Linked DNA regions of Homo sapiens: regions 1, 2 and 4 are each linked to region 3. Evidence: chromatin contacts called from ENCODE Hi-C or POLR2A ChIA-PET data. All regions are on one chromosome and are shown on one strand. Each heading gives the region's core, a stretch centred on a gene start or an enhancer-like site at or near the end of the contact. The rest is flanking DNA. Distances are from core to core; before and after follow the strand shown. Region 1 overlaps ARHGAP26 (Rho GTPase activating protein 26). Region 2 overlaps FGF1 (fibroblast growth factor 1). Region 3 overlaps LINC01844 (long intergenic non-protein coding RNA 1844). Region 4 overlaps ARHGAP26 (Rho GTPase activating protein 26).

What was found. Hi-C counts contacts between places; a loop is a spot of excess contacts on that map. ChIA-PET counts read pairs that join two places held with the same protein, here RNA polymerase II (POLR2A). Pooled maps may share reads with other maps.
Region 1: a loop to region 3 is called in a pooled map, with 2.9 times the contacts of the local background. The contact joins two enhancer-like sites. A Hi-C loop is called at or near these places in 3 of 50 pooled maps. POLR2A ChIA-PET finds 5 or more read pairs at or near these places in 5 of 52 experiments (HEK293, HepG2, OCI-LY7 and 2 more).
Region 2: a pooled map shows a loop between it and region 3 (4-fold over the local background). The contact joins two enhancer-like sites. A Hi-C loop is called at or near these places in 3 of 50 pooled maps. POLR2A ChIA-PET finds 5 or more read pairs at or near these places in 2 of 52 experiments (IMR-90 and activated CD4-positive, alpha-beta T cell).
Region 4: a loop to region 3 is called in a pooled map, with 1.9 times the contacts of the local background. The contact joins two enhancer-like sites. A Hi-C loop is called at or near these places in 2 of 50 pooled maps. POLR2A ChIA-PET finds 5 or more read pairs at or near these places in 5 of 52 experiments (HepG2, MCF 10A, OCI-LY7 and 2 more).

What each region holds. Positions count from the first base shown.
Region 1 is chr5:142,819,359-142,825,032 of GRCh38, forward strand. All of the region lies in intron 1 of ARHGAP26 (Rho GTPase activating protein 26), which reads left to right. Among named protein-coding and RNA genes, the nearest start is that of ARHGAP26-AS1, 47 kb to the right of the region's middle. Within about 2 kb of position 2,778, at least 6 of the 41 ENCODE cell types and tissues checked have a DNase peak (open chromatin) inside an H3K27ac peak, as active enhancers do; they include PC-3, where a contact is called at or near this core.
Region 2 is chr5:142,654,196-142,659,568 of GRCh38, forward strand. The region is part of intron 1 of FGF1 (fibroblast growth factor 1); the gene reads right to left. Among named protein-coding and RNA genes, the nearest start is that of FGF1, 29 kb to the right of the region's middle. RefSeq lists an enhancer at 1,549-1,843 and a silencer at 1,712-1,761. Within about 2 kb of position 1,661, at least 5 of the 41 ENCODE cell types and tissues checked have a DNase peak (open chromatin) inside an H3K27ac peak, as active enhancers do.
Region 3 is chr5:142,745,639-142,751,076 of GRCh38, forward strand. LINC01844 (long intergenic non-protein coding RNA 1844) reads left to right here. Exons shown (of 4, transcript NR_110558.1): 1 at 1-80. Among named protein-coding and RNA genes, the nearest start is that of LINC01844, 2.8 kb to the left of the region's middle. Within about 2 kb of position 3,878, at least 3 of the 41 ENCODE cell types and tissues checked have a DNase peak (open chromatin) inside an H3K27ac peak, as active enhancers do; they include PC-3, where a contact is called at or near this core.
Region 4 is chr5:142,842,064-142,847,640 of GRCh38, forward strand. All of the region lies in intron 1 of ARHGAP26 (Rho GTPase activating protein 26), which reads left to right. Among named protein-coding and RNA genes, the nearest start is that of ARHGAP26-AS1, 24 kb to the right of the region's middle. Within about 2 kb of position 3,313, at least 18 of the 41 ENCODE cell types and tissues checked have a DNase peak (open chromatin) inside an H3K27ac peak, as active enhancers do.

The sequences.
Region 1 (5,674 bases), core at 1,528-4,027, 73 kb after region 3:
ATGGGGTAGACAGGTCACAAAAAGGACACCTGGACAAGTCAGTCACACCCACAGGTGACATAATTTTCTGGCCTTCTGGCAGGAGGGAAAGCCCTCTCCTCCCATAGCCTGCTCTGCCAGGCATGTGCAGACTGAGGCTGTTAGGTCTTCTGGAGTTTGCCAGAATAGACAGCCTTCTGCATCACAGGCCATGCATGCCTCATAAAATCCTCACATGGTTCCAGATCTCTGGATTACACAAACTGATGTTACCTGAACAGGAAGAGTAGTCATATATAGGTGATAGGGGAGATGATTTTAGGTGTACAGTGACACAATGTTTTATACTGATAATTATATGCTGTATTTGGAAAACTTATAACTAAGGATCAAACCCACAATTTCACAATCATTACATAGAAAATTTACTTTCATTATAGATGTAAGTAATAATGAGTTTCTTATAAAAATTTACATAGTATGGACTTGATTTTTTTTTTAAAGTGAAGGTGGGATAATTGAATGATGAAAGTTAAGAAGCCCTGACTGGTGTTGCATACACCAGGGTTCTTACCTGTGAACCTGTGGGAAGACTTCAGGAGGCCTGTGAAGCCCTTGAAGTTGTAGACAACATTTTGGATTTACTTACCGGTCTGCCGTTGTTTGTGGAGGAGGGAGAGTGAGTCATCGCTTGGTTTAGAAATTTAGTGTTGGAACTTTCTGGGGGTTATTTATTAAAGGTTCCAATTTCCTTCCCCAGAGATTTTGATGTAGCAGTGGAAATGGAATCCACGAATGTGCATTTCACATGCATTTAGATGAGGAGTGCAGGTGGTTCTCAGACCTCACATTGAGGAACACTGCTTATCAAGAGTTTCAGGAGACCCCAACGTTGAGAATTCAGTTCTGAGCCATCCCAACTTCTTAGGATTGTTGTGCGGTGGTTAAAACTTTCTTGTTAAGAGTTTTTGAGATCTTTGGACGAAAGGTTTCTGGATAAATTTATATCACAAATTAGTAAGGGTTTCATAGTAAGGTGGCTTTCTTTTCCCTGATCAGTCATTTTGTGGTTGGGTTTGATCTTTTTAGTCCAAGATGCTTAAAAAAACAAAAAAACAAACAAAAAAAACCCACCTAAGGCTCATATTGAACATTGCCATCCTGGAGCTGAAGGCGGTAGAATAACTTCAATTCAGTGTTAGAGAGAGACAATCACAAGTGTTTGTGAGCGGCTACGATGGCCTCCAGCATGGTTCTCAAACAGCAGGGGTGTATCTGTGCAGCAGTGGGATGGGCAGAGCTGGACCTTGCCCTAGACATGCAGAGCAGCAGTTACACTCTTCCATTTAGAAAACAAAAGCCTTTTCTTTTGAATGGATCTTGATCTTTGCATGTTCATAAAGGCCATAATAATAAAACATAAGAATGAAACATTTTTAAGCAATTGCAATGTGTCAGGCACATCACGTATGCATTTTCTTATTTTTCCCGGAACATTATGAAGTGGAGTCTATTCTTGATTGCATTTCATAGACAAGGAAACTCAGACTTCAAGGGTAACTAGGTAGGACAGCCAAGATGACTAGCCTTCTGTCCCTCCACCTCCGCTAGAAATCAAATTACCCGGGAAGGCAATGCCAGGTAGTGGTGGGATTAAGTAGCTTTTGCTCTGCTTAGAGCAGACAGGATGCCAGGAATGAGGACTCCTTGAGGTGGAACTCAAGTGGAAGATGAGTAAACTATATCTTAGAGCTATATTACAGAGCTTCTTGGTATTCTGTTTTTATTTTCCTTTTATTATCCCCTATCTTTAAGGCATCTTAACTATGTTTCTGTGGACCAAGAGAAGAGCGGGTGAATTACTCACACATGGGCCAAAGTGATCAAAGGAGTGCATCTCTCTATTCCACCCCAAGCTAGTTTGGTGTTGGCAGCAGTTGGCAGGCTTCCTAAGGTAGAGTGGTTTTTTTTTTTTTTTTTTTTTTTTTTTAAACTTGGCATTTCAAGGACTGCCTTACAGAGGTGGGAGGTTCTTTTGATGGCCCATAGTAGAGTTTGGAAATTTTGTGTGTGTATTCCCATACCTGCAAGTGCACTCTTACATTTTTCTAGGTGGTAGAGTCCTTGACTTCCATTATAGTCTCAGAGTCATCTGTAACCCTGAAAAGATACCTTACAGCAAGGGGAATGTTTTATTGCTGGGCCATGGCTGGGAATTATCATTCCTGGACCAGCACCATCAACATCGTCTGGGAATTTGTTAGAAATTCAGAATCTTGGGCCCCATCTGGTAGCTGCAGAATTGGAACTGGCATTTTAACAAGATACCCAGGTGATTTATCTACACATTAAAATTTGAGAAACACTTGGACTGAGTAACCCTTCCCATTTGGTGACAATTTCCAGTGCCAACTCTGTGTAGGAGGAATTTTTATTAAGAAAAGCCATCTTTCCTTACAGCTTTGTTTAGAAAGTAGGGTGCCTCTGGTAAGTGTAATAGTTCTCATCTTTGCCCCTTACGTATTGGTGCTCAGCTGCTTATAAATTGAGTCAGATCTAGATAAAGGAATTTTTGTCCTACATAGATTAATTGACATGAGCTGTTAGGTTGGCCATAAAGGGCTGACCCAGCCCTTTGAGGGAAATAAAAAGTTAGAGATGACAAACTATTAACCTGTTAAACATACTCCAATCCCCCATAAAGCTGTTCTTCTAAGAGTTCATTGGTGGGTTTAAGGAAATGATTGCACTGGCTTCTCAACTTGTCATGATTACCTTGGAACAGTCTTTACTGGTCTCTCTTCTTCCTCTTCTTGCCTTTTGCCTAGAATTGACTCACTCTCCATCTTTCTATCACACTAACTGTTTGATGAATCATCAACAGTAGGGCAGTTTAGTCTTAATTTGCTCAGAGTGCTGCCTGATGACTCAGACTCACAGTTAATAAATGCAGCATCTTTAGTTTTGTGATTATATGTTTTCTGGTGACATACATGCTGGGCTCTGTTAATCTCGAAAGGGGAAGGCTATCTTCATTTTGGCATGCTTTGATCTGGCAGCTCCTCCAGTTAATGCTGAACTTTAGCTCACTGTTGAACATTAACTCTCTGTGAGTGTGTTGGCAAGAGATCTGCAGGGTTAAATCTCGGTATAATTCCTAAATAGGAAACAAGTATAATGTGGTACTGGAGATACATACACAAATACACACACATGGTGTTTGTGTACATATTTATCAGATACCATATATATATATAGCTGATATATATGTATATGTATAATATATATACACATATATCTCACCATGTGTGTGTATGCACACACACCATACATATATGTATATTCATGTCACAATTAAAGTCCATTCTAAATTACAGTAAAGCATTCGAATGGTTGGATTGTGTGTGCTTCTTACTGGTCTTCATCTGGAACCTTGGACATTATATTGGTTATATGACAGTCTCTCCAGTGGAGGAGTTGTTGAAGGCTAAACCCCATATTATTCCCTTTATATCCCTAACCTCTAGCCTGGTGCCAGGCACGTGGGAGACCAGTCAGTAAATAGTTGCTGAGTGATGGATGAACCATCTAGGGATCAATAACTGTGCTGGTTTACCAGTGAGCCCTTATTTATTGAAATATGAATGATGTTGATAATAGCAGCTATCATTTATTGTATGCTTACCATCAAATAGGCACTTTAAATACATTTCATTGTATAATTCAATAACCTTATAGGGCAAGGGGCATCACTATTCCCATTTTACAGCTGAGTTTCTTATAAAGTAACTTGGTCAGTGTCATTCAGCTGGTGAAGGTGGAGCTGAGGGTGGAGCTGAGGATTGGACCCTTGGGCCTCTGGCATGGAAGCTCGTGCTAAACACATGAGCATTTAATTCTCTTCAGGTAAGGACACTGACCTGTAGAAAGGGATAGGAAGCAGCAAGCCATGGCTTCTGCATGGCTCCTGTAACATGATCAGTATATGCAGATTACAAATGTTGGCTACCCCAGTGCCTGGTGCTCCTCCCTTCATTCAGTGTGCCCCTCCCTTCTGTGTTTTTTTTTCTTTCTCTTCTTCCCTGCAGAAATAAAGCCACAGACATCTGAATGTGTTCCCACTTCTCCCATTGTCCACCCTAAAGCCTGGCTCTTGGGACTGTGTGACGTTATACACCACTCTTTTTGTTTTTGGAACAAACTCTGTTACTCTGCCGTTTGCTGGTGTTATGGCAAACTAATCTCAAAGCACTGATCATAAGCAAGTACTATAAGAAAAAAAAAATCCTGTTTCCTTCCTCAAGGTGTAGGACCAAGGGTCTGGTTTGAAAAGTATTTTTATTTTTTAGATTTTGCTAAAAATCAGTGTCCTGCTGTCTTACTGAAATATGAATGTCACGGTGTGTGTGTTAACAAGTATTTGATGGCAATAATTGCTTTTGACAGATTATAGCTTGCTGATGGTTATTTAAAGGCAGTCTTTCCTTAGGCTACTTCTGTCTACCACTGCTTTGGGTAAAATGATTTGTTCTCTCATAAGGCCTGTCGTGACAGAATTTTCACTTTTTAAAAGTGGTCGTCTTATTTGTAAAACTGAAAAGATCTTTTCTTTCAGTGGTTTATAGACAAATAACAAAGCAATGGATGAGTACTGTAAAAGTTTGGGGACGACTTCACTTATTTTTGTGTGTTCCAGGGCTGGATGTGACTCATGCACATTTGGGGACCAGCTCCACAATGGGTTTCACACCATAATTTTTTGTTTGTGGAACACTGTATGAGTTTCAGTATGTTGTGTGTATGTGTGTGTGTGTGTACATTTGCTGCAGTTCGCGTTCCCATGCTCTGTGTCTTAACAGCTGTGTCCTGGGATGTTCTTGCAATCCAGGTTCTTGAGGATGTGTTGTTGCTTGCTGAGTGGAGCTCTGCTAGTTGCTCTTGCATTGGGCAAAATCGGAATATTAAAAAATCCCCAAGAGCTAAGCATGGAGTAGGAAGCATAGTTCCTGAGGGTCGTCCCTATCAAACACCACACCCTGGTTCTCTAAGACAGGACAGAGCTGGAAGTGTGTGGTCCCCAAGGCTCAGTACTTACTGGTTTAGCTGACATCCCACAGGCAAGGCTGCAGCCCTAGCATCAGCAGCTGTATAAGCTCCAGAGTGGGTGTCCCGGCAAGAGAGCCAGACAGGTGATTTGTTAAATTATTACCTGTGTGTAGCTTCTTGCCCCTGGTGCCAGGCAGCATGGAGCTCGGCAGGATTAAAAGGAGGTTGATTACACAGCCAGCAAAGGTAGGAGGTGAGACTGCCAGCTGCTACTGTGCTTAACTCTTGAGACACCCACAGAAAATGGTCCCTGCAGCTGTGTCTCTGTGGGACTTAAGAACATATAGGGAATGAGAGATCCAAACACAATGCATTGACAATGATAGGATTTCCTAGGAAGCCTTATTAATGGGCAGGGCACCAAGAGTGCCACGGAAGGGGCTAGGCTTTCAGCAAAATGTGCAGGAACTATGTTTCAGGAGTGGGGGAGAATCTGGCAAATGTTAAATATATATTGAGGATCATCTGTCCTCTGCTACTACAGGCAGAGAAGGGAGAAAATGGGCTCTTAACTCTTATTGGGGCAACCAATGAAAATGGATCAGCAACTCTTTTCATTCATTATAATTATTCAGTGTCTCCTATATGT
Region 2 (5,373 bases), core at 411-2,910, 94 kb before region 3:
CCTGAGGGCAGCATCCAGGTCTTTTTCTAACACAGTGCTCAGCTCAATAAATATCTGGAGAGTTAAAATGCATTTAAGTGAACAGCATAATTTGGGAAAGGGCACATGAAATTTGGGGACTTTTGATGCAGCAAGCTCACAAAATACAATCCTTTTGTACCACCTTCTTGGAACTCAATGATTTTAGAGAGAACGTTAGCTTTAAGAAGGCAAGTTCACTTATAATGAACTGCTCGATAGTTCATTGAACTTTGGATAGTAGAAAGATTCTTACTTTTCCCAAAGAAATATCAAGCTGTGGTTATAAAGCCAAGATAAGTGAGGAAGAAAGGATGTCTGCCCCTTCGAGGTTCATCTGAAGTTTTAGCAAAAGTGGGGCATAAATAACTAGTGGAATCTTGGACATTGTGTTGCGATTTGATACCTTCCAGCCCTTGGCCTTGTGTCCTTTCCTTATCTGTCTTGGATGACATTGCCTGGCTCTTCCACCAGGGCTGCCATCTGCTGTCTTCGACTCCATGAATGTTGTGGCCTCGTTGGAAGGAAACACTCCCTCTTTAGGGTTGGCTCCTTCCAGGGGCCAATCTCCCTTTGCCTGGCGAGTGGGCCCCAGGCATTCACACGGGACTGAGAGAGAGAAAGAGGGAGAAGGGGCTTCTCTTCTACCTGCAGGAGGAGCAGGCAGGGGAGAGCAGAGGGCTGCAGGCCTGTGGCTCACCCAGCAGGGTTGATGAAGATAGAGCCAGGTAACCGCAGGCTCCCACATCCAAACAGGGCCGGGCCTCAGCTCTGGCCCACCCCAGCTCCAAGGAAAACAGTCAGTTCTTTGGAAAAACTGTTTTCGTTTATGCTGCTTCCTCCTTCCTATCATAACAGATTACAAGCATGTTCCCTGGAGGACCGAATGGTGCCTTTCAAGAAGTTAGGAAGGAGCCATTGCTGAGTTGAGAGGATTAACTTGGTTCAACGTGGTAATAGCAGCACAGGATAGATTAACTGGGAATTTGAAAGAACATGATGGAGGCTTCGGTAACCCTTTATGACGCTTGTAAAATTCCAAGCATTTTGCAATATTAACACTGCCTAGGTATCACACATAATAAGTGAAGCGGCCCTTCCCTCATCTCGTCCACCATTGAGACCTGCTCCCAGCACACTCCCCACCACACCATAGGTACTCAGCAAATAGTTGTTAAATGAATACAAGAACTATGAGGCTGACCTAAGGTTCTGACAGCTTTCCAGAGTGGACAGAAAACGTCAATCTCAGCCATACTTTGCTCACAGGCATTGGGTAATGACACATAGACCTGCTTGCTGTTCTCCTTTGGCTTCTAGATCTAGTTCTTGCTTATCCAAAATTACTAATTCCCGACAGTTAACAAACGTAACTGCAATCCCAATAGCTTAACTCAGATCTAAGAAGGGTGTTTTTAAAAACTAGTCATCAAGAAATCCTTCTTACAGAGGAGGCAGAGCCCAGAGTAACTTGAAAATATTGCACAAATATTGAGAAAGAACATCTTGGGGTTTCAGTGGCCACAGCAGAAGAAGCTGAAGGATGTGCTGATATTGGAACGGGAGAGCCAGAGCAGCTTTCCAAACACTGAAAACCCGACTTATCCTGTGGGCGGGAGCCAGGCTGGTGCAGGGGAGCCCGCAGCCAGAAGAGGGCGCTCCGAGCTCAGTGTGCTGGCCGCGCTGGTGAGATCAGAGGACCCTTGCAAAGAGACTGTTTACACTTCAGCTTTGTTTTTCCTGAGTGTTTTTGCGTTCTCTGCAAGAGTGAGGGAGGGTTTTCCTCACTCTGTGCCAAAGAATGATCTGAAAATATAATTAAACTGATGACTTCACATATTAAATACCAAGTCCTAGGAATATAATTGTTTTTAAAATTTCTAATGGACTTAAGTCTTTGATCTCCCTGAAATCTGTGAACAAATTTCCCACATCATAACTCTTTTAACACATCTAAATGTGCCCTCAGGAACCAGTATCTTCTTCCAATATTGACTCTAGCCATAGAAAATGGATGGTTAAACCGAGAAGAGCAGACTGTTACCTCTCTGAGAGTTATTTCTACCTGGTCCATCTTATCAGGTTAATAAGTGTTACTATGTATAAATATAGTAACCCACAATATCTTGATTAAAAAAAAAGCTGTTATTCAGTTGGGATACTTTAAAGCCTTGTTTTCCATTTACATGCCTCCTTGGAAATCTATCTTCTTCCCCACATTTTTCATTCCCAGTCCATAAGGGAAGAGCAGACCAATCCAAGAAGCCCTTCAAGGAAAACAGCATACTTATGTGTAGACCCCGTGACTGACAACTCCAGCATTAAGAATTTGTCCTATAGAAGGACTCACACAAGTGCCCAAACATCAATGCATGAAATTCACTGCAGTGCTGTTTGTAATAGTGAAAATTTGGAAACAATGTTGCTTCAGAATGGAGTGATAAAATAAGTTATGGGTCTAAGCAAATAGCAGGCAGCCATAAGAAAAAGAGCACTAGACACACATGTACACATATGAGTGGGGAAAAGGAAGCCTCAGGACAATATATCCAGAATTATCCCATGGCTTAATTTAAAAATCATATATCTATGTGTAGACACATAGATAGAAAACTGAAAAAATGATTACCCCTGGGGAGTGGGATGGGGTGGCTGAGGAGGAACTCACATTTTATTTTGTTACTGCAGGTATTTTTTTTTATTTTTATTTTTATCTTTTTTGGGACAGAGTTTCGCTTTTGTTGCCCAGGCTGGAGTGCAATGGCGAGATCTTGGCTCACTGCAACCTCCACCTCCCAGGTTCAAGCGATTCTCCTGCCTCAGCCTCCTGAGTAGCTGGGATTATAGGCATGTGCCACCACGCCCAGCTAATTTTGTATTTTTAGTAGAGATGGGGTTTCACCATATTGGCCAGGCTGGTCTTGAACTCCTGACCTCAGGTGATCCACCTGTCTCAGCCTCCCAAAGTGTTGGGATTACAGGTGTGAGCCACCGCACCCAGGCCTACTGCAGGTATTTTCTAATGTAAAGGAAAAAACAACAACTTTTCAAGAGGGCAAGGATGCTGTCCACTGAATCTTTCCCTTCAGCCCCCAAACTTGCTAAGTTCTCTCTCCCTGGAGAATCTTGCCCATCCACCTGCTCCCGCCCCGTTCTCTGCTTCTCTGCACAGCCCAGCTTTCTGAAGGATGTCAGCACCCCCCCAACACCTCTCAGGCATCCCCAGCCCTCTGCAGTACCCCATCTAGCCCACCCCTCCACCAAAACAACCTTGGAAAAGCTTGTCCATGGTCTCCTCCCACACCTGATTGCGGTGGCCTGAGGCCGTGTGGTCAGCTGTGAATGTTGTTCTTTTTTGACTTGACTTTTACTGATTCAGAGATTCCTGCTATCTGGGTTCCCTTTAACCCCCAGGAGACCTGGTCCACCACACTCGCCATGCTGCTGGCTGCTGGCTGCGGCTGCGGCCGAGTGTCTGCCCAAGACTGGGTCTCTACCACATTCTCTGCTGGACTCTCAGCCCAGTGGGCAGCGGAACTTTCCAACCCACTCTGGACAATTCTTGCCCCTCTGGTTTCAATAATAACGCTGGTGTCTGGGTCTTCTTTCTCCTTCTCTTGCTTAGTATCTTGCCCTGGCTTCTCTGCCTTTCACCACCTTTTGGAGTGTGGTGTCCTCAGGGGCCTGTCCTAGGTGGTTCTGTCTTAAATGCATATATGCTCTCTGGGAGTGCTGGTCTGCCTCACATTCTACCCAGGACTCCCAAATCCTGCCCTGTGCCTCCACCCTGGTCTTTGCATTCAAAGCTCCCATCACCTCCAAGAAATCTTCCAGGACATTCTGCAGATAACAGCCCACGGTGGACGTCTTGCATTCTCCTTCTTCCATTGCCTTTGCTTAATTAATGACAGTGCAGTGGTTACAAAATAGCCCAAGCCACTTAATATGCCCTAGTCATATTCCCTTTCCCTCACTCCCACAGGCATCTCCAAATGATTCTACCTAAATATTTCTTAAATATTCCTTCCATCAGTGTCTCAGGTCAGGCCAGCAAATTCTCAAGCCTTATCCATGGCAATTGCTTCTAGTTTTTCTCTCTGTAGCTTATTCCCCTTACCTCATTCACAACATGGCCATCCTTGGCTTCCCATTCACAGATCTGTTCATGCCTTGCCCCTGATCACATTTCCTGTTATTTCTCACTGCCTAAAGGCCAAAGGCCAAACTTCTTAGCATGGCATTCAAGGCTCTTGACTATCTGGTTGCAACTTTTTTTCATTCAATCAACAAACTAAGCACCCAGGATGTGTCATGCCTTGGAGATACCTTTGTGAATAAGAGAGTGTGGCTCATGCCCTTATGGGACCACATTGTAGTGGGGCTTCACAGGCAGCAGACACACACACGCACACACTCACGAGTTAAAGGACAAAGAAAGAAAAATTGTCAGTTGTGTTTTGGAGGATATTTCCTTCGGTATCAAGGAACTGAGGTAGAAAAATAGAGTAAGACCGACTAGCAAGACTCCTTGAAGAGGTGACATTTAAGTTGAGATTTGAAGGAAGAGAAAGTATAGGCTGCGGAGAGTTGCCGTCCTGGTACCTGTGTGCATGGTGCTCTGGGGATGCTTCTGCCGTGATCATGAACTCTTCCAGGGGAGGAACTGCCAGGTCACTTGAGTCCCCAGTGCCTGGCATGTGGTAGGCTCAGTAATTGTGAGAAGAAAACCTGGATGGATAGGCAAGCGGAAGCATGCACTCTGAGATGAGCTGGGTATAATGTCTTTGGAGAACAATTACATAACCAACAATGCTGAAGCCTTGCATTTGCTGGTGTTGGCGTGTGTTGGGGGAAGAATGTCTGAAATGAGCTCTCATTCAGGTTCTTTATCACTTTGGTTCCATGGTCGCCATCCTTGTTATAGTGAAACAGGCATGTATTTTTTTTTTTACAAATAAAAGATAATAATTTTTTTTGTATTTTTCTTTGATAAAATGCTTCACCAGATCTTGCGTCAGTTTTTTTTTTTTTTTTGAGACAGGGTCTCGCTCTGTCGCCAGGCTGGAGTGCAGTGGCGTGATCTCAGCTCACTACAACCTCTGCCTCCCGGGTTCAAGCGATTCTCCTGCCTCAGCCTCCCGAGTAGCTGGGATTACAGGCACCCACCACCACACCCAGCTAATTTTTGTATTTTTAGTAGAGACAGGGTTTCACCATGTTGGCCAGGATGGTCTCAATCTCTTGACCTCGTATTCCACCCACTTCAGCCTCCCAAAGTATTACAGGTGTGAGCCACTGCGCCCAGCCCTTGCATCAGTTTTAAGGGGGAACTTTGAAGCAGAATGATGAAAGGCA
Region 3 (5,438 bases), core at 2,628-5,127:
GCTTTGTCTCTATCCCACCAAACCACTAACTTCTGGAAATTACTTGTAGACCAAGATGGGAGGACTCCGTGTGTGGCTCCGTGAGTATGTCTGTTACACATATCAACTGCATTTATATATATTCTATATCTTGTTAGGAAAGGCTAGGCTATGCTGCAGAAACGAATAGCCCTAAAATCTCAGTGGCTTAAATGACATAAAGTTATTTTGCTTACGCTGCATGTCCAGATCAATACGAGCTGCCCCTGGCAAAGAGAAGGGGGACACAGAAAGTTGTATTCTGATACTTATAAACTACTGCCCATATTCCAATAGCTCAAACAGATCCTTAGCCACACCTAACATTAGGAAAGAGTTCTCTCGTCAGTGTTAGAATTTTTCTAATTCAAATGGATCTACCTGTGGTCAGTGGGATCTAACTGACATCTTGAACCTTTGAAATTATCTGGCTTGAAGCTGTCGAGTACTGACCAGTGATCTAGTGAAAACAAGACAGGATGGGGATTTTAAAATGCCTGCTAAGAATCTCTTTTAAGAAAAGAGTGATATTTCATCTGCTCACTATGTTCAAAATTAAACCTGTTTCATGCTTTATATTTAAGTCTTAAAATAGATACAGAAAGTTTGGACAATAGAACAGTCAAGATGCAATAGCAATGCTGATTTTTAAAATAAATGGTTAAAATAATCTTTGTAAGAATAATAGAATTACAGTGTTTTGAATTTTTCCAAGGCAGAGATCAGGACAGATGTTTCATTTGTATGCCTGTATCACTTCATTGCCTTAGTTCAGATTAATTTTGCTTATAATTTGGAAGTTGATAAACTAATCCACTTAGTTGAAGGTTGACTTCAGATCACAACTGCCAGTTAAAACACCATGAACACACTGGACTTTTCAACTGTTTTGAATGAAATGTGCAAGTGAAGCCAGCAGAAATATCACTGTAAGTCACTATTTACTGACTGCCTCGCATGTGCCTGACACTGGTTTAAGCACATTAAACACATTATCATTTACCATCTTCCCAGCAAGAGACAAGGCTGCTAAGGCTTTGAGAGCTACCATGTTCTGTTCAAGGTCACGTGGCTGATACATGTCAAAGCCAAAGCCTAATCTCAGGTTTATCTGAATCCAAAGGTCAAATTGGATTAATTCACTGCTATTGAACTGAATAGCAGTGACTTAATGAGACTGACTCCACTGAGGGAACCTCACAGATTTGGAGGAAGATTTTGACTGTATATGTGCTTATTTGACTGTTTTCCATTCGAGGAACTGAGACACGAAAAGAGTTCACTCAAGGATAAGTTGTGAGTCTTATGTCAACCAGAAATTATCTCTAGTTATTATTTCTGAAAGTGATAAAATAACATTATGTTCCAAGTCCTTGATGGAGAGCTTGATCCCTGGATTTGAGCTCTTTGAGAGCTTACTGGCCCTGGGAAAAGTATAACTGGTACTTGAGCCTTTTAGCTTATACTTCTCAGTCAGATTTTTTGAAACTTCTGTTCCTCATAAACTCAAGCCAAAGCATGACTATGCATAGAACATGCAACAGCTCTTCAGGAAGGGAAATTGCTGCCCAGGATTCCAAATTTGAAATCATGCAATGCTATTTAAAGGCTTGGCCAAACTTCAAAGTTGGTTGAATTCACTAGGGGTAACCTGGAATTTCTGTTTCCCAGAAAGGGATTTCTTGACATTTTCTCCTAACCTTGTGATGGTCCCTTATTCTGAGGACCCTATAGGATATTCACTGATTCTATAAGCATTTTTTGAGAACCTCCTCTGTGCTAGGCATGTGCTGGTAATATTGTGGTAGACAGAACATAGTGTTTGCCCTTAAGGAGCTTATAGTCTAGTCAGGAATATAGAACATGACATGGGCAATGAGTTCAGTTGTCTTTTTTTTTTTGAGCTACAATGCCACATTTAATATTCTTTCCAGTGATGCCTTGGACTAAGCAGGTACTTTCAATTTAAGGCAATGGGTCACAGTGTAAGGAAGACTTGGGGACAGATAGGGACACACAGGTAAGTGATTGGTCATGTTGCACATTAGCCCTATTACTTAACCTCACTGAGCTTCAAGTTTCCCCTCTGTAAAATGGGAATAATAATACTGGCTTTGAAGGGCACTGTAAGGATTAAATGAGGTAATACGTGTCAAACATCTATCATCGTGCCTGGTTCACAGCAAGTGCTCATAACTGTTAACACAGCCAATAAAGGTGAGAAATAGTGAGGATGTCAGTAACAATAAGAAAGAGTAAAAACTGTAACAATGAGATGGGGGTAGAAATAAAATATAGGCTGATGAGAGAAAAGGGTTCAATCACTGAAGCTATTTTCTCTGCAAGTCACCCCTTAAAATGTGTATTCGGATGCAATTTCCAGCCTTTAAAAAAATACATAAAGAGTCAACTTTTTATTAAATTTGTATGTAAAGGGCAGATATAGCTGAATGGGAGCTGGTTTAAACTGAGCCCAAACTTTTTTCCTTTTTCTTTTTTCTCTTGTCCTTTCCTTCCCTGGGTCCAGAACAATAAGCTTTGTTTAGAGGAAGAGTATTTACCCAAGGCCTGTTTCCACTTAAGATATTTCAGCAGGACAGTGAATAACCTCTTACACTATTGAGAAATTTTCACTGTCTGGAATTACTGGAACAAAGATGTCATTATTAAAACAAACTTTTGACCTTCTATAGAACGGTCACTTTAGCTACAAGAGAATCATTCACAATGGCTTTATAAGAATGGAAGCTATGACATCATTATTATATACAACACTCTATCAAAGATCTTGATTGTGAGAATCAGTTAGAATTCTTTGGTGGCAAGCAACAGAACTAACTCTGGCTCACTTAGGCAAAAGAAACAATTTATTCCAAGGCTATCAGGGTTGCTTACAGATCTGAGGGAAAGGCTGAAAAACCAGGTTTCTGAGAGCACAAGAACCAGGGCAACAGCTTAGGAAGCAGAAACTAACAGATTTTTGGGGTCACCCGTACCAGATGAATCAACTTCATTTATTTTGTCTCTGCTTCAGCTCTCTCAGTATTTAATTTCCTGGGAGAGAAAATCTGGTTGGCCAAACTTGGGTCTTGGGCCCAGGGGGCAGCCAGAGGGCAGCAGAGCACCTTGATTGACAGTCCTACAAAGCCTTCCTCCAGTCAGTGAGGGGCAGGTAGTTCCTTGAGGAAACTGAGGCTTGGCCACCCAAAGTGGGACTAGATCATGGGAAGATATCAATACTTTCATACTACGCAAGCTTCTAGGGCAGAGATATCATGGAGGAATCATCACTTTACTTAAAGGGACAACTGAGGAACTGAATTAAAGTAGTTTGCCCAGGAGCCACAGGTAGTGGCAGAAAGGAAATGTTCTGACTCCTACCAGCCAAATGGGAATTTCCCTTATTCCATCCAGTTGGCTAAAGCAGTGGTTCAGAGACTTGGCAGTGCATCAGAATTACCTGTGGAGCTTGCTAAAAATAGAGAAGCTAGGTTTGGCATAGGGCTGGGGCATCTGTATTTTTAATAAGCTTCTTGTGTGATTCTGCTTACAACCAACTTGGAGGCCCACTACATCATCAAATTTCCATAGGATCTGATATAGGAAAAGAACATTGCAGAAATAAAAATGGGATAAGGTATGATACAGTTTGAATATTTGTCCCCACCAAATCTCATGTTGAAATGTGATCCCCCAATGTTGGAAGTAGGGCCTAGTGGGAAGTGTTTGGGTCACAGAGGCAAATCTCTCATGAATGGCTTGGTGCCCTCCTTGCCATAATGAGTGAGTTCTTACTCTATTAGTTCATGCGAGAGCTGGTTGTTTAAAAAGCCTGGCGCCTCTCCTCCATCTCGCCTGCTTCCTCTCTCACCATATGACTCATCTTCTCTCCTTTCACCTTCCTCCATGAGTAAAAGCTTCCTAAAGTCCTGACCAGAAACAAATGCTGGTGCCATGCTTTTTGTACAGCCTGCAGAACCATGAGCCAAATATACTTTTCTTTATAAAGTACCCAGTCTTGGGTATTCCTTTATAGCAATGCAAAATGGATGAATTTAGTAATTTTAGGGGAAAGGTTTGGGTTTGTTGACAACATTTTTTGAGGTCCAATTTGTGTTAGCTGATTTCATGGTTTGAGGTTTGAGGGAATGTGAGGACAGGGAGAGGTCTTTCCCTATTTGTGACAAGCCTGCACCAAGTGGATCAGGCAGGTTAGGCTGTTTCCTAGAAAGCATCTACCGTTGAGCATACTAAGCATTGAGCATATTAAGCATTGAGCAAGGAGCAAGGCTGGGACCCCTCTTGGGTAGTCCTGACTATCTACAGTATTAAAGGGGGAGGATCAGATTATACGGGTAGTGTACCCAAGTGCCAAGATCTAGAATACAAAAAAGGGTTGGGAAATAGGCCTGAGCTGGCACAAACAGGAAAAGATCTGTTACCTTTATCTTGTTTCCTCACAGCTGATGAAGACAGGCTAATGCTAAGTCTCTTAACCAACCTGGAGGATGGAGAAGATGGGAGAGTGCTATTCTTCTTCTAGGAAGCTGCATTCCTCAACTCTTTACCTGGGTACTCCTATCCACCCTTCAGGTCCTTGTTTAAATATTACCTCCTCAGAGAGGCCTTCCTAACACCCTCTTCCCCCAGCTCAATCTAAACTAGGGTCCTTGCTGTTCTTTCTGTGGTCATCTGGTCTTTCCCAGAGCCAGATTCATGGACATGCAATATGTACAGTCATTCTGCACTTAGAAGGACTCCATGCTTGGTTTAATGCTCTGCTGTCACCATCCTGAAGTTCTTAATACTTTTTGAACCAGGGGTCCTCCATTTTCATTTTTCACTGGGTTCTGCAGATTATATAGCTGGTCCTGTTCTTTCCCTTTCTTGAACTTAGCACCTTTAATTGCTATTAATTTAGGTGTTAATAGTCCTAACATCTAGCTCCATGCCTCCCACTGTCATACAGGCTTGATAAACGTTGCTTAACCTTTTCAAATTATGGTTATTTGACTACTTTTGATTTACAAAAAAGCATATTCATATGATTAAACCTAAACTATTCTGGATGAATGAATAGATGAATGAATGAATGATGGAAGGAAGAAAGATACTTTGGACAAGTGCATTGTTGACCCAATATCCGCTCACCTACTTCCTTTCTAATAGAACTTAATTATGATCAGGTGTCCATCCCTTCCCCAGTGACTCAGGGGAGGTGACCCAATTCCCAATTCCAAGGTAGATCCTGATTAGCCTACATTTTCTTTTTCTTAAAAATAGTCTTCTCTCTCTGGACGTTGTCAGGTTTGAATCTGACTCCCAGGACTGCTAAAGTCATCTTGCTATCGGTCTAACAATTAAACCAACCAAAGCGAAAAGTAGCGCCAAGGAAATTGCATAAAAGCGGTAGCAATATG
Region 4 (5,577 bases), core at 2,063-4,562, 96 kb after region 3:
AAGGGCTTTTAAATGGGAACATTTGGTTCAGATTATTTTGATTTGTGTTAATGGGTTGGTTCCAAAGTCATGATTCGCTTTGGGAAATTTAATGGAGAACACTTGCAGGGTGTTATATGTTTGCTTTTTTCAAGTGATATTTCCCCTGCATTCTTCTGTGGTCACCTTTCCTTATTCTTTAGATCCTCCACCAACATTTCAAGAATTTTTTTGTGTTCTGAAGCGGCATGTTTCTTGAAATTGTTCTTGAAAAGAGAGGAGTGTGGAGTTATCTGGGTATGTAGTCTGTGGGACAGAAGGTTTGTGGCCGCTTCTTCCATTCCTTCTACCTGTTAATATCTACCTCACCCATACTTTGTGTCATTTATGCCCCCGTCTTGTGTGCTTCTAAGCATAGCAGAACCTCTGGTTAGTGCAGTTTATTCTTAGGTTCAGCACCCAGCACAAGAAATCTTGTGGAGTAGGATAGAATAGAATAAGTTCATCCCTGTGTGTCGGGAAGGACTAGGAGAAAAACATGCCTAGAGGTCCCACAGGTGAAACCCAATAATTGATCTAAAAGTGCGTAGTAGTAGAGCATGGGATTTAGAAATCTGTCTTGTCACCTATCAGCCCTATGTCTTTGGGCAGGCACTTAACATTTCTGAGGCCAATTTCCCATTTGTAAAATCAGAATGGAAATTCCCTCAACATTTCATTTGGAGGAGGATTATAGGAGGTAATATATGCAATAGGCTTAGAACGTAATTGTTTAATAAATGAATGGCAGCTGTTACTGTGAATAATTGTCTTATGTGTGGAGACTTCAGAGATTATACTAGTGATGGTATATTCTTGTGGGACAAACTCATGAAAATTATCCTCCTTGAAGAATCACATCAGTTAGATCGACTTCTTGTAGGGATGTAGGGGACGTGATTCAAAGGTCCCCCAAACCTTTGTTCCCCCATACCCTGGCTTTTTCTTCTGTTGGCATATCTGGCTCAGAGGTGGACCTACCCCGCCTTTGGCAACTTCTTATACTTATTTTCTGGGTTGCTTTCTATGTCTGGAAAAGCTTGCCATGAATGTTCCCTACCCCCTGTAATCACACTGGAGGTTTCCAAGACCTTTTGGCACCTCAGATGATGTTGGATAGTTGGCTCTGGGACCCAGGCATGCTCCCAAGTCTCTCTGGCTGCTGCTGCTGTTGCTTCCCAAGCATGCAGCTGAGGCAAAGAGTGTGATCACTCCTGGGAGCCAAATTGAGGCCTGTGTCTTTCTGACACTGAGTGGAGTTCAGGGATGCAGGGACATGGGCTCATTGAAGCAACTAATGTAGGGTTCATCCACATAAAGATGATACCTTTGATTGCTAAGGCATGCTGTTTCACTAGATTGTCATGATTACAATGATGCCTACCATTCATTGAGTGCTTACTCCGTGCCAGACATGCCAGGCAAACCCACGTGCTTTGCACATTTTGCCTCCTTTTAATCTCAGTGACATACCTATGGAGTAGTGACGTATAATCCCTGTTTTTCTGCAAGGAAGCTGAGGGTTTTATGGTACCACTACACTTCCTTATGGCGTGTTTTTTTTTGATGATTAAAACATTTCTCAGTATGAGTTGTATGAAGACATGGGGCACGGTGGATATAGTAGAAAAAGCATTGAATTATAAGTCAGGTTCTAACCAATCTCTCATAACCTCTACCTTCTTTCCTTCCACTTTTCCTTTTAGTTTATAAAATCTGGGGCTTGATCTGCAGAAGGTGACACTGTGATATGGTGATGAAGAGCCTGAGCTTTGGCTTCATGCATTCTTAGGGCTGAGTCCTGGCTCTGCCATTTGTTAGTTATGGGGTCTTGGGAAGTGGTGTGCTCCTGAGCCTTGGTTTCCTCATCTAGAGATGATAACTGTCTCCTTCCATTGTTGTGGGGACTAAGTGAGTTAATATATAATAAGATACTTGACAAGTATCATTACATGTGAGCTAAAAGTGAGTTTTTTTTTTTTTTTTTTGAGACAGAGTCTTGCTCTATTCCCCAGGCTAGAGTGTAGTGGCACGATCTCGGCTCACTGCAACCTCCACTTCTGGGTTTGAGCGATTCTCATGCCTCAGCCTCCTGAGTAGCTGGGATTATAGGTACCCACCACCACACCTGGCTGATTTTTGTATTTTTAGTAGAGATGGGGTTTCGCCATATCGACCAGGCTGGTCTCAAACTCCTGACCTCAGGTGATCCGCCTGCCTCGGCCTCCCAGAGTGCTGGGATTACAGGTGTGAGCCACAGTGCCCAGTGCTTTATATTAGTCTTTCTCAGACATTCTTGTTTTCCATGAATGAGTTAGCAGTTTTAAAGCTTTTTTTTTTTTCTTTTTGAGGGTAGTGTCAAAGACTTTGAAATATGATGAAAGTTCAGGACAATTTCCCAAGAAAAAGCCTCTTTACCCAAAATTCATTTTCAATTTCAGAGGGTTCAGGGCCAGGACCTTCTAGAGCTCTTTGAGAACTCCAGAATAAGAACTCTTTTAGGCTGGGCGTAGTGGCTCACGTCTGTAATCCCAGCAGTTTGGGAGGCCAAGGCGGTGGATCACCTGAGGTCAGCAGTTTGAGACCAGCCTGGTCAACATGATGACATCCTGTCAATATAAAAATTAGCCGGGCCTGGTGGTGGGCTCCTATAATCCCAGCTACTTGGGAGGCGGAGGCAAGAGAATCGCTTGAATCTGGGAGGTGGAGGTTGCAGTGAGCCGAGATCACACCACTGCACTACAGCTGGGACAACAGAGTGAGACTGCGTCTCAAAAAAAAAAAAAAAAAGAACTCTTTTAATTGATTGTAGGATGGTAGCCCCCGTTTTGCAGGCTATTCCTCCCCTGCTCTCTGATGCCTGCTGAACTTAACTGAGACCAGCACGTGTGGAGGAGCCCTCTGTGAGGACTGGAGGGATGCACTTCCTTTTCGTCTTCTCCTCCGTTCGCTAGTGAGCAGACTCCTGATTTCTTGGCCTGTGTTGCTGCCCAGAACAAGCACCAGGAATATCCTGAGGAGCTGCAGCTCTTGAGGGAGGCTGCTACGAGAGCAGGGAAAATCAGTCTTTCTCTTCCTCAGTTGGGTTATTTCAGGGATGAGAGGAGAGGGAGCAGCAAAGACTCTGGGATTTTAGGAAGAACCAAGCTACTGTGTGTTGATCGTCTGTTCTGTACCAGGAACTGTGTCTAGGTGGTTTGCATTCATTATTTCTCATCCTTAGAAGAATGCTTCCGGGTGGGTATTTGTTATCACCCTGCTTCACAGATGAGGAAGCTGAGTCTCAGAGCAGTTAAGAATAGCAAATGTCCAAGGTGGGAGTCAGGTCAGCTCTCTGAAATCATGGAGGTCTTCTGTGCCATGCAGTTCCCCTAGATGGAGTCAGGCCTCTGGGGTAAAGGGTGACTTCACGCCCTTTGCTGATAAAGGAAATGCTTTTCCTTCTGGTGGCCAGACATCCGCAGTTACTGTCTTTGTTATGTGCTCTAGGTGGCCTTCTCAGTGCTGAACTGCAGACCCGTGTATTTTTAGAAAAGGAAGAGGCTTCTGTGTGTACTGTTTATGTACAGACACATATCAGCTTCTCAGTACTAAAATCAGCTAAAGCAGCTGAGTGTCAGCTCTGGCTGGTGTCCAGATAACTGGCGGCCCTGTCTTCTGGCTGGCAGGTCCTCACCATGATGGCTTCAGGGACATGACTGACCCCTCACATCTCTCTTCTTGATAGACTAAGCTCTGAGTCCCCACAGAGACCTGCCTCTACTTCCTCCCCAAGCTCAGCTCTTGGCTTGTCAGCAGTTGGTCAGGCTGCATCCTTTTCTTTTTTTCCATTTCCCTGCCTGCATTTTCTCCTTGTTTCCTCACCCACACTTCACTCACATGCCTTTTTTTCCCCTGTGAGACCAATCACGTTTTGATTTTTTTGTTGTTATGGTCAAAGAGGTTTATTTTGTGCACCGCAGTGAAACTGGCTACCTAAGGTATCCATGTGTGAAAGCCACGCATTAGTTTCAAGGGAGGGCAGTGTACTGCAGCGTTTGGGTCTCTGTATCACCATTGTCTGCTCACATTTATAGCTGACTCATGTTGAGTTATATGCCAGACGCTGGCTTTGTGTATTACCTGTTGGGCCACAGTTACCTGTGTGAGGGTGGTTCTGGTATTATCTCACGGGCCTGAGACCTTTCCAAGGTCACATGGCTGGAGTTGTATCCAAGCTCAGAGGGGTGCCGAGGTATATGTGTCGGGTGAGGAGGAGTCACCAGTGCATAGGTGGGAGGGTGGGGCATGCCACCTTTCGTGCCTGTCTCTTGCTCCCAGGGGAATGTCTTTTGGTGTGGCCCAGGTGAGCCAGAATTTCAGGTCTTTTTGAGGATTAGTCTGTTTGACCTTCTTCTCCTCTCTGGCAAAGAGGATTTGGATGGGATTTCCCTTCAGTGGGGATTTTATCTTAGTAAGGGCTGCAGAACTGGGCCTGCTGCTTCTAGGATGTGCTATGTCATTCCTGCTCACTCCTCTGCTGTGACCACCCCTGCCACTTCCCCTTTATACCCCAGAATGAAGACTGCATCTCATAGACATTTGGGAGCAAAAGAGACTTACATTTTGTGCTGTCCTGTGAGAATCTATATATAGGATGTTGAGTAACCACTTGTAAGACACTTTGGTATCTTATTTGAGTAGTTTGGCAGATGTCCTTTAGTCTTGTTTTCTCTTTCTTCATTCATTAATTCAATATGTATTGATTAGTATGCTTAAAGCATACATGTATGTGAATAACTCTCCCTTAAAGGAGGATACCATGGGGGGACAGTGAGATCCAGAACCACTCGGTGTGCTAAGGACTTTTCACGTCTTATCTCAGAACAACCTTATGAGGTGGGTAGGAAACCTAAGAAGGGGTCTGTGAAAAAATGGGTAGCGGGGGGTGATTCATGAAGGGCCCCATGTGGGGCTGCCAGAGTGAGAATCTCAGCTCTGTTGCTTGCTCTCGGTGCACCTTGGGCAAATCACTGTGCCTCTCTCACCTTCTGTTTTCTCATCTGTGAAACGGGGATAACAGTGCCTGTCTCATGGGATTTTGAGAGTCAAATGAAACAATGTTTGTAAATTTCACAGCATTTCTCTGATACACAGTAAGATCTCAATAAAAGGTGGCTATTTTTAAAATTACTATTATTAGGTACTGTTATCTCCTTGTTTTCAATATACAGAACCTGAGCCTTGGGGAAGCTGCCTCAGCTTAGGTCACACAGCGAATACAGCAAAGGATGGAGATGTCTTTTTTTTTTTTGAGACGGAGTTTTGCTCTTGTTGCCCGGGCTGGAGTGCAATGGCGCGATCTCGGCTCACAGCAACCTCTGCCTCCCGGGTTCAAGCCATTCTCCTGCTTCAGCCTCCGGAGTAGCTGGGATTACAGGCATGCGCCACCATGCCTGGCTAATTTTGTATTTTTAGTAGAGACGGGGTTTCTCCATGTTGGTCAGGCTGGTCTCAAACTCCGGACCTCAGGTGATCCGCCCACCTCGGCCTCCCAAAGTGCTGGGATTATAGGCGTGA